2 separate regions of the Mus musculus genome follow, and region 1 is linked to region 2. The links are chromatin contacts, found by POLR2A ChIA-PET in ENCODE. All regions are on one chromosome and are shown on one strand. Each heading gives the region's core, a stretch centred on a gene start or an enhancer-like site at or near the end of the contact. The rest is flanking DNA. Distances are from core to core; before and after follow the strand shown. Region 1 holds the start of Mthfd1 (methylenetetrahydrofolate dehydrogenase (NADP+ dependent), methenyltetrahydrofolate cyclohydrolase, formyltetrahydrofolate synthase). Region 2 overlaps Tex21 (testis expressed gene 21).

Region 1 (6,363 bases), core at 2,699-5,198, 59 kb after region 2:
TTAGGAAGTATTGTTGAAGAAGGTATGTCCCTGGGAGAAGGCTTTGAGGTTTTAAAGCCTTTTGCCTTTTCCTGTGAATTATCTGCTTCCTGTTAGGGGTTTGACATGTGAGCTCATCACTGCTGCTCTCATGCTTCCTGTGATAGTGATGGACCCTCTGGAACCATAAGCCCCAAATAAAACCTTCTTTCTATAAATTGCTTTGGTCATAGTGTTTTATCACAGTAACAGAAAAGTTACTAACACACTGGCTCATCTGACTTTTTTTTTTAATAGCATGTCTTTGGGCTAGGGGTGTCACTTAGCAACCAGTGTAACATTTGCCCACCGAGTACAAGATCTTAGCTTTTGTCCCTAGCGCAGAAAAATAAATAAATAATAACATGGCTATTCTTTCATCTCTAAAATTACATATTTAATCGATGTTTGTATCCTCCACCAGAATATAATTTACTGTGATGCTCAGCTCTCTCAGGTGCTGTCAGCATTTGGAGCAGAATTATTGTCAGGAAATGGCTGTTCAACAGTTACTTGCTCGATGAATGAATTTTACAGGTTATACAGAGCTGAAAACCAGTCTGCTTAGAGGGCAGAGGCAATACCTTAGGGATGAGGCATCAAGGTTCGGGGCCTAACCTAGTCATAGCTTTGTGCCTTGGGCTTATGGGCTTAAGACCATTTCCCTACCTGTTAAATGAGGCTTGGGCCTCTTTCTCACCAACAAAGTAGCTAAATTAGTGAAAATCTTCTTTGAAATCCAATATTCAGAAACACTAACTGCAATCTATGAACCATTTTCTTGCATTTAAAAATCCCTGGGGACTGGAGAGATGGCTCAGCGGTTGAGAGCACTGACTGCTCTTCCAGAGGTCCTGAGTTCAAATCCCAGCAACCACATGGTGGCTCACAACCACCCATAATGAGATCTGACACCCTCTTCTGGAGTGTCTGAAGCCAGCTACAGTGTACTTACATATAATAAATAAATAAATATTTAAAGATAAAAGGGAAAGAAGAAAAGAAACCTTATTTGTGTATGTATAATTTGTGTGTGCAGGAGCCATGGATGTCAGAAGAGGAAGTTGGGTGGCCTAGAACTGGAGTTGTAGGTGGTTATAGTCTGCTGTGTGGGTGCTGGGAACCAAGCCTGGGTCTTCTTCAAAAGCACCAAAAGCTCTTAACCACTGAGCCAGAACTACTTTCTCTCTTTTTCTTTGCTTTAATGCCAGCACTCAGGAGGCAGAAACAGGCAGATCTCTGTGAGTTCCAGGCCAGTTTGGTCTACAGATCAAGTTCCAGGACAGCCAAGGCTACACAGAGAAACCTTGTCTTTAAAAAAGCCCCCCCCCAAGAATAGTAAAGGAGGGGCTGGAGCTGTAGTTTATTAGTAGAACTCATGTTTAACCATAGTAGAAGCCCTGGGTTGGATACCCCCCCCCAAAAAAAACCCCAACCAACAATGAAGACAGTGTCAATTTTCTAATTATATCATGGTGACAGTTACACAGCTCTGTAAATGTAAACATTGTAAACTAAAAACCATACACTTGCATTCTTTAAAATGGGAAAATGTTTCTTTCAGTCTACATATTAGACTTGAGTTAAACTGCTAATGAAATAAAACAGAGATTATCTAACTATATATGGATGTAATGTAAAACAATCCCAGATTTCAGGCAAAAGTCACAAACTAAAATACACACATTAGTACAGGAAAAAAAAAAAGCCCAACAACAACAAATTCAGTGCAAACTGTGCCCTGGCATGGGGGAACTTAGCTGCTGGTAGAAGCCCCTTGCCTAGCTAGCATGCCAGGCCCTGGGTTAATTCCTAGGGCAGAAAGGTTGGGGTGGGGGGTGGGGGATGGGAAGTGGGGGTGGGGGCAGCCACATGTCCTGCCATTGGTTGAAACAAGCCACTCTAACAATGGTTGCTAAATCCATAGCCATGTGGTGATGTTCTAAGGAAGGACTTATCTGTAGAACAATGTGGGGAAACTGTAGCCAGACAACGGTAATGTTGGGAAGGAGCCAAAGAAACTTATTCTAAAAACTAACATTTTGTTTACAGATTAGCATTTATAGGGAAAAACTAAATCCAATGTACCAGGCCCTAGGGCAGCTTGGGACTTCCCTATAGCTGAACAGCTTCTGCTGTGAACAGCTGTCTGAATCCAGACATCTCAGGGACAGCTTGTAAGGAGGCAGTTGTCTGAATCCAGCCATCTCAAGGACAACTTCTCCATCTTGTTGGCAGGGTCAAACAACCTAGGAGCGAACACCTACCCCACTTCTCCAAATGTTTTCTTAACTGTCTGTTAACAGGTAAAGAATATAGAAATTGCTGTTTTTCTAAACCAAGGTACATATGTTATAAAAATATATAACCAATCACCTGTCCTGCTCTAGTTAACTACATGCAGCTGATCAGCTCCTTTGTCCCCTTATCACTCTGAGCTCCAGACCTAAAGTTCAGGAGAATGAATTAAGGACCTTGAAGTCAGGTCCCTTGGATTCACCCAGTCTCCAGCGGGTACTCCCTTGCTTAAGCCAAAATGTCAACCAAAATACAATTGGATAACACTGCAGCTCACCCCAGCTCACCCCAGCTCACTTCTCACTTTGTGTTCCCATCCTTTTAAAATGTTGTACAGTATCCTTCCTGGGACATGTTTCAGGTCCTGAACTGGCTGCCTTCCTGAGCGCTCAGAGAATAAAGCTTTCATTTTTAAGCTTCCTGAGTCTGAAATAAGTTTTCTCGGCTTGTACCTCGAACCCAACAGTAAGAATCCAGCCCAGTTCCAGCGGCAGAAAAAGCAAAGTCAAGGCAGTGGCTCTGATGTATTCCTCTACCACCAGGCTCCCGAGGACATGGCCAAACTCATTTCTGCACCAGGGCAAATGGGGAGGGATGCCAGCCTTGCTGGCATCTAGCTGATGAACAAAGTAGTCTCTGCTTCAATACTGATTTGGTCCGCTGAGACCAGAGGATCACTCGTCCTGAACTCTGCTCCCTTCACGCTGATGAAGCCCCACGCTTCTGCTCTGAGGTCCCTCTTAGCTGCTGGGCTGAGCCTGCTTTTGGGCTTCAACCCTGGGAGGATAGCAGGTTTTAGTTATGGAAGGCTGGGTTCAGTAGTAGCGAACTTGTCTCTATGTCAAGGCTGTGGATTGATCGTCCCTGCTGTTACTAGAATTGCGAGCCAGACCCTGGGCTCTGAGAATCTAATAAACCAGGTTAGTCACCATCCTTAATAAGTCGATTAAACAAGTAATGGTAAGATATAGAAAAAGGAGATTTATTCAATACGGCCACATTGGGAAGAGGGACAAAGAGAAGTCTTATCTTCTGAGTTCTAATATGAAACTGAGGTTTAAGTAAAGAGTCAGACTTGATATAGAGTTGAACAGTGAAGGTCGAGGTGTGGACCTGTCCATTACTGTCTTGGCTTCAGTCCTGCAAGGTGATCTCTGAAATCTCTTTCCCCGGAAACAAATTTCTACTCTGGCTGGTGGAAAAGCAATTCCCTGGAGTGCTTCCTCCGCAGATGGCTAACCAGAGGGACACAATTGCCTCGTTAAGGATAGCCTCACTCTTGCTAGGAGGGTAACAGAGAGGCAGTTATCCCAGGTGTTCCCCACCACACTCTGAAAGCTAGGGCCTATGACAACGTGGAAAGCCGCATTGCCTGCTCCAGGTCAGTAGCCGGAATCAGCTTAAGGCCTCCAAGATCCTGCCCGGAGAAGCCAGTACGATCCAAAATCACACTGCTTTGCAGGACTCTGTCGCCGCAACCTAGGTCACGCAAACTTGCTCAGACAGGCCCATTCCTGCCCGGACTCCGCCCAGTTCCACCGCGCCCCCTACACACTATCTCTGATTGGCTAAAAGCGAGGCGGGAAGCTCCCGGCTCATCAGAGGCGGGCTCCACACAGGCTCTTTCCGCAGCCAGTCATTGCCGCCAACCAGTCTTTGGTGACAACCCTCTTGCTGCCTGGGCCCACCGGCTCCCGCAGACGCTCCTGGGCCTCCTCTGTCAGCGGGTCACGACGTCTTTCCGGGTCGCCTGCGCACCTTCGCTGCTGAGCGCGACGCAGGCGCACTAGCTGATTTCTCCCGGGAGGTCCCTGAGCACGTGGGTTGTGCTGTCCTGCGCGCGCGGAGCGACTGGAACCTGATTTTTGCTGGTGTTCACCGTGGGTGGCAGACTAGCAAAGGCCATGGCACCAGCGGGAATCCTGAACGGGAAACTGGTTTCTGCGTAAGTACTTGCCAGTGATAGTGGTGGTGGGCTCAGAGCAGGGCGTGCAGATCCCCAAGCGCCTGGGCTCTGCAGGAGAGGTGCTTAGATGGGGTTTGCGGGAAGAGAGGACATCGACACGGGCTCCTAGAATCTGAAGACTGGTTTCCTGAAGCCAGAGAAACACATGCCCGGCCCAATGTGCAATTGCAATAGACTGCCTGGGGTGGCTGCATTCCTAGGTTTGGCGGCAAGTCCTGACCTGACCTTGTTCTCAAAAGTGTAGCTGCTGGCATCATTCTGCCTAGACACGGGCTACCTGAGGAGTCCAACCTCAGAAACCCAGCATAGCCGCTTGTCTGGCAATTTGGTGGTGATTCGGTTGTGGCAAGATTTGACACGGGTGATTGGTCAAATCAGAGAGAGGGTCTCTTTCTAATTTTTTGTTTGTTTGTTTTCTGACAAAGGGTCTCTCCACGGAGCCCTGGCTGTCCTGCAACTTACTCTGTAGACCATGCTGATCTTGAACTCACAGAGATCCCCTCCTGCCTCTGCCTCCTGAGTGCTGGGATTAATGGCTTGGGCTACCACACCTGGCCTAGAGGGTTTCCTCTAATTCAGCGCATTCCTCATTACACCAAATGCTGTCTTTTTTTCTCTTTCACCCCGCCGGCTTCACTTCCAAGGTATCGCACAGGCAAGGCAAGCGCCGCACCACTCAGCTACTACGCCAGCGCTCGCTTGCTCTACCCTTTAACAGCCTACCTATCCGTCCTGGCGCTAAAGTTACTTTTCAGTTTGGCTCTTGTGTGCTGACCCTATTCCATATTCCGTCAGACCACCTGTTCTGGCCGTGCAGATTTAAATGCTTAACTAGTGGGAATGTTTGCCAAGTGTCGTCCCAGAGAGTAGCACCCTTTTGCTGTTTGGGAGAGAGGGCTGGGAATTGAGCCCCTAAGTGTGGAGCCCGAAAGTGTGCATAACATCTGGGCTACATTCCTTGCTTTTTGTTTAGGGAGTGAGTGTTGGGGACTGCTGAGGAGAGAGAAAGGTCTGTTTTTGTGAACTTGCTGAAGGTTGCTTTTCCGACATTAGGTATCTGGTTATTTATTAACTGCTGGGGCTAGCAGTAAGTGTCCAGTAAACACTTGGTTTTGTCACAAGAGACCTTGAGAGAATGATGGTGAAGCCTACTCTAGAGTAAAGAGAGCTTTTGTTGAAGATTGCGAAAAAAGAGGAAAAATATAAATTAAATGGTGAATCTTGCACTAAGGCAAGGAAGAACTCCAGATTTTTGGACTAGAAATCATAATATATACAAGTTCTTTTCTTTCTTTCTTTCTTTTTTTTTTTTTCCTTTTTCTTTTTTTAAAAGACAGGGTCTTAGGTAACCCAGGCTTGCCTCAAACTCAAATGTATCTGATTCTGGCTTTGAACTGCTGATTCAGTGCTTGCTTATACTTCCAAGGGCTGAGATCACAGGTCTGGACCACTACATCAGACTTTTGTTTGTTTGCTTGTTTTTCAAGCCAGGGTTTCTCTGTGTATCCCTGGCTGTCCTAGAACTCACACTGTAGACCAGGTTGACCTCAAAGAGATCTACTTGCCTCTGCCTCCTGAGTGTTGGGATTAAAGACATATATCACCATGCCTGCTTTTTTCCCCTTTCTTAAACCTTAATGTGGTGGCTGGAGAGGTGGCTCAGGGATTAAGGAGAGCACATCTTGTTCTTCCAGATAACTCAGTTCAGTTCTTAGCACCCTGTTCAGACCATTCACAACTGCCTGTAACTCCAGCTCCAAGGGAAAGATGCCTTCTGGGTACCCACGGACAGGCATGGCATACACTTATACACATACACATGCACAGAAATAATGTTTTTTAAAAAAAACTTACTAAGTATATTTTAGGTTAGTCACATATTATGGGATGCATATAGGTAGTAATAATGTATATGGTTACTAAAGTGACAAATGTAAATTATAAGACTTGCTAAGATGAACTTACTGGGCACAATCCTGGATACAGTAGTCTTTGATTACCCACAGTCCTCTGTTCTACCCACTCTTCCATATCTCCCACTTTGTATTCTTTGGGAAAAGTCTGGTTTCTTGCCATGCCCC
Region 2 (6,455 bases), core at 89-2,588:
TTCCATTAAAACTGCTAACTAAACATTTTTTAATCTTTTATTCTACGAGTTCATTGTAAGTCCAGGGCAGTACTTTTATCTATTTTTTTTTATTCCATAAACTCATTAAAAGCAATAGTTTTAGCTATCTTCTACTTTACAAATTCATTGTAAGTTCAAAGCAATAGTTCTAAAAGTCATTAAATTAACAAAGTTTTTACCAATAAACAGGCCATCTATCTTATGTCTTATTTTTTAACTCTAGCTAATTATCCATTTTATGTTGTTACACTCATATTAGAATTACCCACTCCTTACTTTACTTACCATGGTGTGCACTGAGACTTATGGCCTCGTCCCTGGGGGAGTACAGCAAGGACAAACAGGAGAAGGCACAGCAGGAGCAAGAAGCAGTCATGGGACAAGGTACACCCATCCCAGCCATGCCAAATGGTGGGTCATCTCCAGGAAGCTCACTTGCCCACTGGAGCTCTTCCTGCATGGTGTCTGCCATTAAGAGAATGCACTGCTCTTTCAGAGAGCCCACGTTTGGTCCCTAGCACCCACACAGTAGCTCACAACGTTACCTATCACTCCAGTCCCAAGGGATCCAATACTCTCTTCTGATTTCCTTTGGCATTGCATGCACCTCATGCAAATGCATACACGCAGGCACCCACATATACACATAGAGTAAATAAATGACTTAAGATAAACACACGCACAGCTGGTGAGGTAGAGGTACACGGATCTCTGTGAGTTAGAGGCCAGTTGGTCTACATAGCCAATTCCCAGGCCATCCTAGGCTACATACTAGATGGCTCAGAGGTTGTGAGCACTGGCTGCTCCTGCAGAAGACAAGGGTTCAGTTCCCAGCACCCACATAGCAGTTCCCAGCTGCTTGTAAGTCCAGGTCCAGGGGACTCAACACTTTCTGGCCTCCACAGGCACCAGGCACACAACACGGAACACTCACAAATATATAGACACTCACATATACACGTAAAATAAAAATAAGAATTTTTTAAAAGTAATAAGCTGCGCATGGTGGCACAGCCTGTAATGCCAGCCCTTGGAAGGAAAACAATCTCTGTGAGTTTAAAGCCAGCTTGCAGAGCTGAGTACACGTACAGCTTAGGGGAACCTTGCACACGGAGCACATGCAGAGTTGTAGCCAGCACTGCAAGGTTCTGGAAAACTTCCCAGCATTTAGAGTCAGACCCCAGTCTGGCTGATCTGAGAGAAAATGCGAAGCCGCCAGGAGCCAAGACAGGGAAATCACCTGCCTGCTGCGACAGAGACCAACAGGCACGCAACTCTGCCCCGCCCAACACCCCGCCCGGGCAGCGCCCTGACACCACCCCCACACCCTGATTGGCTGGAATCCAGGCACGTTTTGTTGCCAGGTCTTCGATGGACACAAGAGCAGTCCGCCTGCGCAGGCTCAAGTCGGGTAAAACTGGCTTTGCCGCACTGTTGGGATCTTCAGGACCTCAAGTTTTGTAGCAACCCGAAAGCAAATTCTGAGCAGGAAGGTGGCCTTAGCCTAGATGGCCATTTGAGTTTTCTGACCCGCAGGCAAGGACATTGGGTAGGGTCCCTCCATGTGGAAGGGAACACTTAGAGTTGAAGGCCAGCGGACAGTGAAGGAGGAGAATTTTGGGAAACCCCTGGCTGTAAAACCTAACGACTCCTACGATGACCGCCAAAGAACAGAAGCAGAATACAATGTCTCAGGGCTGTGCCTTCTAGCTCAGGTGCTTCTGGTACCACAAGATCCTGTAATTACAGAAAGTGTTTTGTCAGAGTAATTGAAGCTGCCCACAACCCCATCATTAGAACTCAGAGATCCAAGTCACATTTATTATCTTGAGATAATGTTAAGATTCTAAGCAGCTCCAGCCTTGAAGCAAGCTGTTCGTTCAGCAATGATCCAGAGCTTTTTGTACCTCTGTCTCCCTCTGCTGTTTGATTCGGGACACTGCAGTCCTCTGTGATTCTTTTATTCGCGAGGAAGGGCTGACTGTGGAAAGACCTAAGGCTTCTGTGCTTTGGAGCCAGCTTTCTGTCTTTTGTTTGGGTTGTAGCTGGCAGCATGTGTACTGATCTCAGGCAGCCTGCAGCGCAAGCAGTCAGGAGACCTGGTCTGGCTGTCCTGTGTCCTGTGTAGACAAGGAGGATGTGGGGAAGCGAACACAGAAAGGCTCCTTTGGGCATAGATACCCACATCAGCTCACTGTCTCTGCAAAACAAAACAAAACAAAACAAAACAAAACAAAACAAAACAAAACAAAACAAAAACAAAAAACAAAAAAACTACCGTACAGGCAGTTGCACTCCAGGGTCCCCTGTCCATCTCTAGGCTGAGTGAATCCGACCCTGGCGCTGCCCAAGTCCCAGCTCTGGGCTGGGGTGCTGCCCCTGGCTGTAGCTGTCTGCCTGGGGCTTGAGGACGGAGCCTCTCTGGAGCTCTCTGTAGTCGCCTCATACAGAGTCAACAATCCACACACTGCTGCAGCCTTAGATGGATGCCCCAGCCATTTATTCGGGGGTGGGGGTCGGGGCAATGGACTTTTCTCTCAGGTTAGTCAGTAAATGCTGCATAAGACGATATGCAGTGAGCTTTCATAATTACACTAAAGAAAGATATAGGCTTGGGACAACTTTGTGTTCAAGGAAACCTTCAGTTCCAAGGATGAAGCCACAGGTGTGCACACGATAAGGCAAGCCCATGTAAAACCTGTTGTTGGAACTTAGAATGAGCTTAGAGAAGGAAACACTGCTTTGAACTTGTTCTTCATACCTTTCTGAAACTCCCTTTTTATGGAACATTTTATCTATAAAGTAATTCTTTCTTACATAGAGAACTTTTTGTCTAAAACGCTATAAAAAGGCTGATAGCAATAAAGAAAGGTGGTGTAGCTGTTTTCCACTTCACCCAAAGTGTGTGTGTGTGTGTGTGTGTGTGTGTGTGTGTGTTCTCTGTGTGAGTGACTTCTTTCCCTTTTCTCTTTTCTTTCCTTTCCTTTCCTTTCCTTTCCTTTCCTTTCCTTTCCTTTCCTTTCCTTTTTTCTTTTTTCTTTTCTTTTCTTTCTGGTTCAAAAAGTGTTAACGAGCTCTGAGCCTCTCAGAGGCTTCTAGCTGACTTGCCCGAGAAAGGAGCAGCAGCAAGAAATCCTTTTTGTAATTTCCCGGTGTTTATTTAAGCATTAAGAGTCAAGTTTGTTTGTTTGTTTGTTTTGGGGTTTTTTTTTTGGTTTTGTTTTTTGGTTTTTTGGTTTGTTTGTTTTTTTGTTTTTGTTTTTGTTTTTGTTTTTTTAGTGCTTGTGGAAGGCACAGAATAATAACAAAGAGTTAAGATTCCCCCAGAGTTTATTTAAGCACAAAGTGTTAAGTTTCCCCAGTGCTTCTTTAAGCACAGAGAGTTGAAGAGAAAAGAAGCCAGCAGTTTTCAGCCACAGAATAAGTACGAGAGTGTTAAGTTTCCAGAAGCCGTCAGCTTCCAGCCCCCAGCAGTCAGGGAGAATGACAAGGCTGGAGGCCGTCAGTCTTTGGGCTTCTATCAACTCTTCCACCTCAGCTCCAAACTCCAAAGGCCAGGCCGGGCCCAGGCACCAAAGAGGGTCGTTTATCCAATAAACCACTCATTCAAGACACGGGCTATCGACTACAATTATAAATAGTACAGCTAATTATATGTTTATGGTGCATATCCTGCTTGAATGCAGTCAGTAAAAGCAATTAGATAAGTGTCATATATCTCAAGTGACAATACAGACTAAGCCAGAAATAATAGAAAGATCATCCCAAAGTGGAGTAAACTCCAAGCACAGGAGAGAAGAGATTTTTTAGTTGAAATGTTGCAATTTTATTCACAATGTAGCTATTTTCTGGGTGCTGTAGGAAACAGCTGTGTATAACTTCTTAACCGCATATAGAGGTAGATCTTGCTCACTTGGCCTGACCAGGCTCACAGTGAGAAGCCATCTTTGATCTTTTAGAAATTTCATAAATTTGGACGACAAGCTTCAGCCGATTAATGACATCCTTGTCTGCTGTTTTCATGTTAAATCCCAGCATCTTCATGATGGCTTCCCGGAAGTCAGCAAGCTGAAAAGAACCACCACACAGATCAGTATGCGACTGCTGAGCCGCCCACTCATCTTGTACGATGCAATTGGTATACTCTGCAATTTAGCTTTATGAAAATTTCCTTAATGCAATATGTCTAAGGTAGTAAAGGGTCCTGCTGTGCAGCTAAGCTAGCCTTGAACCCACCTTCTTCCTCCCAGTCTCCCAAGCACTGCAATTACAACCTGGCTTCACGCCATGTGGTATTTTCAAGGTAGAAAAATCCTTTCTATTTACAAGAATTCTTTAAAATTTCCTGTGCATTTTTATCTCTTTTTCTCATTTTTCCCAATTTTATTACTACTTATTATATTTTGCTCATAATGTAATTACTTTCTTTTACATTTATTTGTACATACATACATGCATGTGGAGGTCAGAGGCCATCATATTTATTTATTTATTTATTTATTGTATTGTATTGTATTTGAGTACAATGTAGCTGTCTTCAGACACACCAGAAGAGGGCATCAGATTCCATTACAGATGGTTGTGAGCCACCATGTGGTTGCTGGGAATTGAACTCAGGACCTCTGCAAGACCAGTCAGTGCTCTTAACCACAGAGCCATCTCTCCAGCCCCCAGAGGGCATCTTTCAGAAGTCAGTTCTCTCCTTCTACCATGTGTCTTCCCAGGATTGAACACAGGCTGGCAGGGTTAATAGCAAGCAAGCATCTTTACCCACTGAGCCATCTTGGCAGCATGTTTTTGTAGCCATACTTTTTGTGTTCTGTTACTCAGCTTAGCCTTATAATTCCTGGGCTGGAGGGACTCATGAGCCTCAGTCTCCCAAACTGGGGACTGTCAGCATGTGCTACTGGGTTAACAAACTGCCTTTTGAGCTACTAATTTGTTTAATGATAATGGCCTTCCTCAATGCATATTTCTCAATCCATTCAAGGCCAAAGAGATCAACAAGGACAGCAAATAAGAAAACAGCCGCAAAGCTAACAGAAAACTACAGCTTTCACCATGCCCGTGAGGGGGGATATGGATATCCCAAGCCAGCAGAGGCAGCACCAGAGGGCCATAAACTCGATTTCCACTGGTGTAGAACACAGTCACAATGCCAAGAACAAGTCTGAGCCCCGCAGGATCAGCACACTGACCTGTGGGGAATGAAAAGGTTTGAGACCAGTAATAGTGACTCTAGAAAACAGAGTTTCTGCGGGGAGGCTGCAGAGTGCTTGCAAGGGAGAGGCAGCTAGCAGAAAAGAGGAACGATGGAACTAAGGGATAATATAAAAAGAGTGTTACAGAAGGAAATGTCATACACACCCTCTGCCTTCAAATAAAGACTTGTAATACTTGCCCCTGTAATACCAGCCACAGTTCAAAGTCTTCCTGGGCTACAAAAGGAGTTCCAGGCCAGCTCTGACAACTGAGTGAGACCCTGTCTCAGGAGGGAAAGGTTAAGGACTGGGTTCAGAGGTCAGAGGCAGTGAGCTTTCCTAGCATCTGCAAGGCCCCCTGCAGATACCTCAAAAACCAGAAAAGTAAAGAGCACCCTTGCTTTAACAACAGAAGAGGGCAGTGCTCAGCTGGAAATAACCACGTATCTTAGTGGAACCAACCGTGGAAGGTGCTCTAAACCAGAAATGTGGAGAGAGCTGGGCAACTGCAAGGGTTTGAATGTGAATGGGGGTAGAGAGGCTGCTCAGCGCTTAAGAGCACATATTCCTCTTCTAGAGGACCGGAGTTCAAGTCTAAGCATACATGCCAGGTCCTGAGTTCAATTCCCAGCAGCCACATGATGGCTCACAATCATCTGTGATGGATAGGTGACTCTGGCCTCAGCGAGAGTACCACACATACATGGCGTATGCTCACACAGACATTACACGTGATTAAGAATAAAGTAAATCCTTTGAAAATATAAAGTGATAGACAATGGTAAGTTATATGGAACTGCTTTAGGACAGAAATGAAAAGACAGCACCATTCTAACCTGTTCAGGTGATAAAATGCATCCCAATACAAACACATACACACACATGTACACACAAGTACACACATACACGCACACATATACACACATGCATATGTGCACACACATATACGCATGCATGCATGGGCACACACACAACACCCATGGACCATGACACCCATGTTCAGATGCAGCACTTTGGCAGAATGAAATTATCAATTAAGAAATTTCAGACACGGAGAGGATATTTTAAGACTGAAGTGTATTTGGAATAGAGTTGGCTAAAGACTATGACCAAGGGGTCTCTTGGATAGGGATGGCTGAGTCAAGAAATAGCTGCAGGAAATCGCCTCAGAGATGAAGCATAAAAGAGCATGCCCAAGAAGGAGAGATGTGACTGACGGTCCTGAGGGGACAT

The links. ChIA-PET counts read pairs that join two places held with the same protein, here RNA polymerase II (POLR2A).
Region 1: POLR2A ChIA-PET joins it to region 2 with 11 read pairs in embryonic stem cell. The contact joins the promoter of Mthfd1 here to the enhancer-like site in region 2. POLR2A ChIA-PET finds 5 or more read pairs at or near these places in 3 of 5 experiments (Patski and embryonic stem cell).

The regions. Positions count from the first base shown.
Region 1 is chr12:76,251,284-76,257,646 of GRCm38, forward strand. It overlaps Mthfd1 (methylenetetrahydrofolate dehydrogenase (NADP+ dependent), methenyltetrahydrofolate cyclohydrolase, formyltetrahydrofolate synthase), which reads left to right and starts at 3,949. Exons shown (of 28, transcript NM_138745.2): 1 at 3,949-4,261. The coding sequence starts at 4,221.
Region 2 is chr12:76,194,863-76,201,317 of GRCm38, forward strand. It overlaps Tex21 (testis expressed gene 21), which reads right to left. Exons shown (of 10, transcript NM_019784.5): 10 at 3,825-4,089. The coding sequence ends at 3,931. Among named protein-coding and RNA genes, the nearest start is that of Esr2, 21 kb to the left of the region's middle. Within about 2 kb of position 1,339, at least 1 of the 3 ENCODE cell types and tissues checked has a DNase peak (open chromatin) inside an H3K27ac peak, as active enhancers do.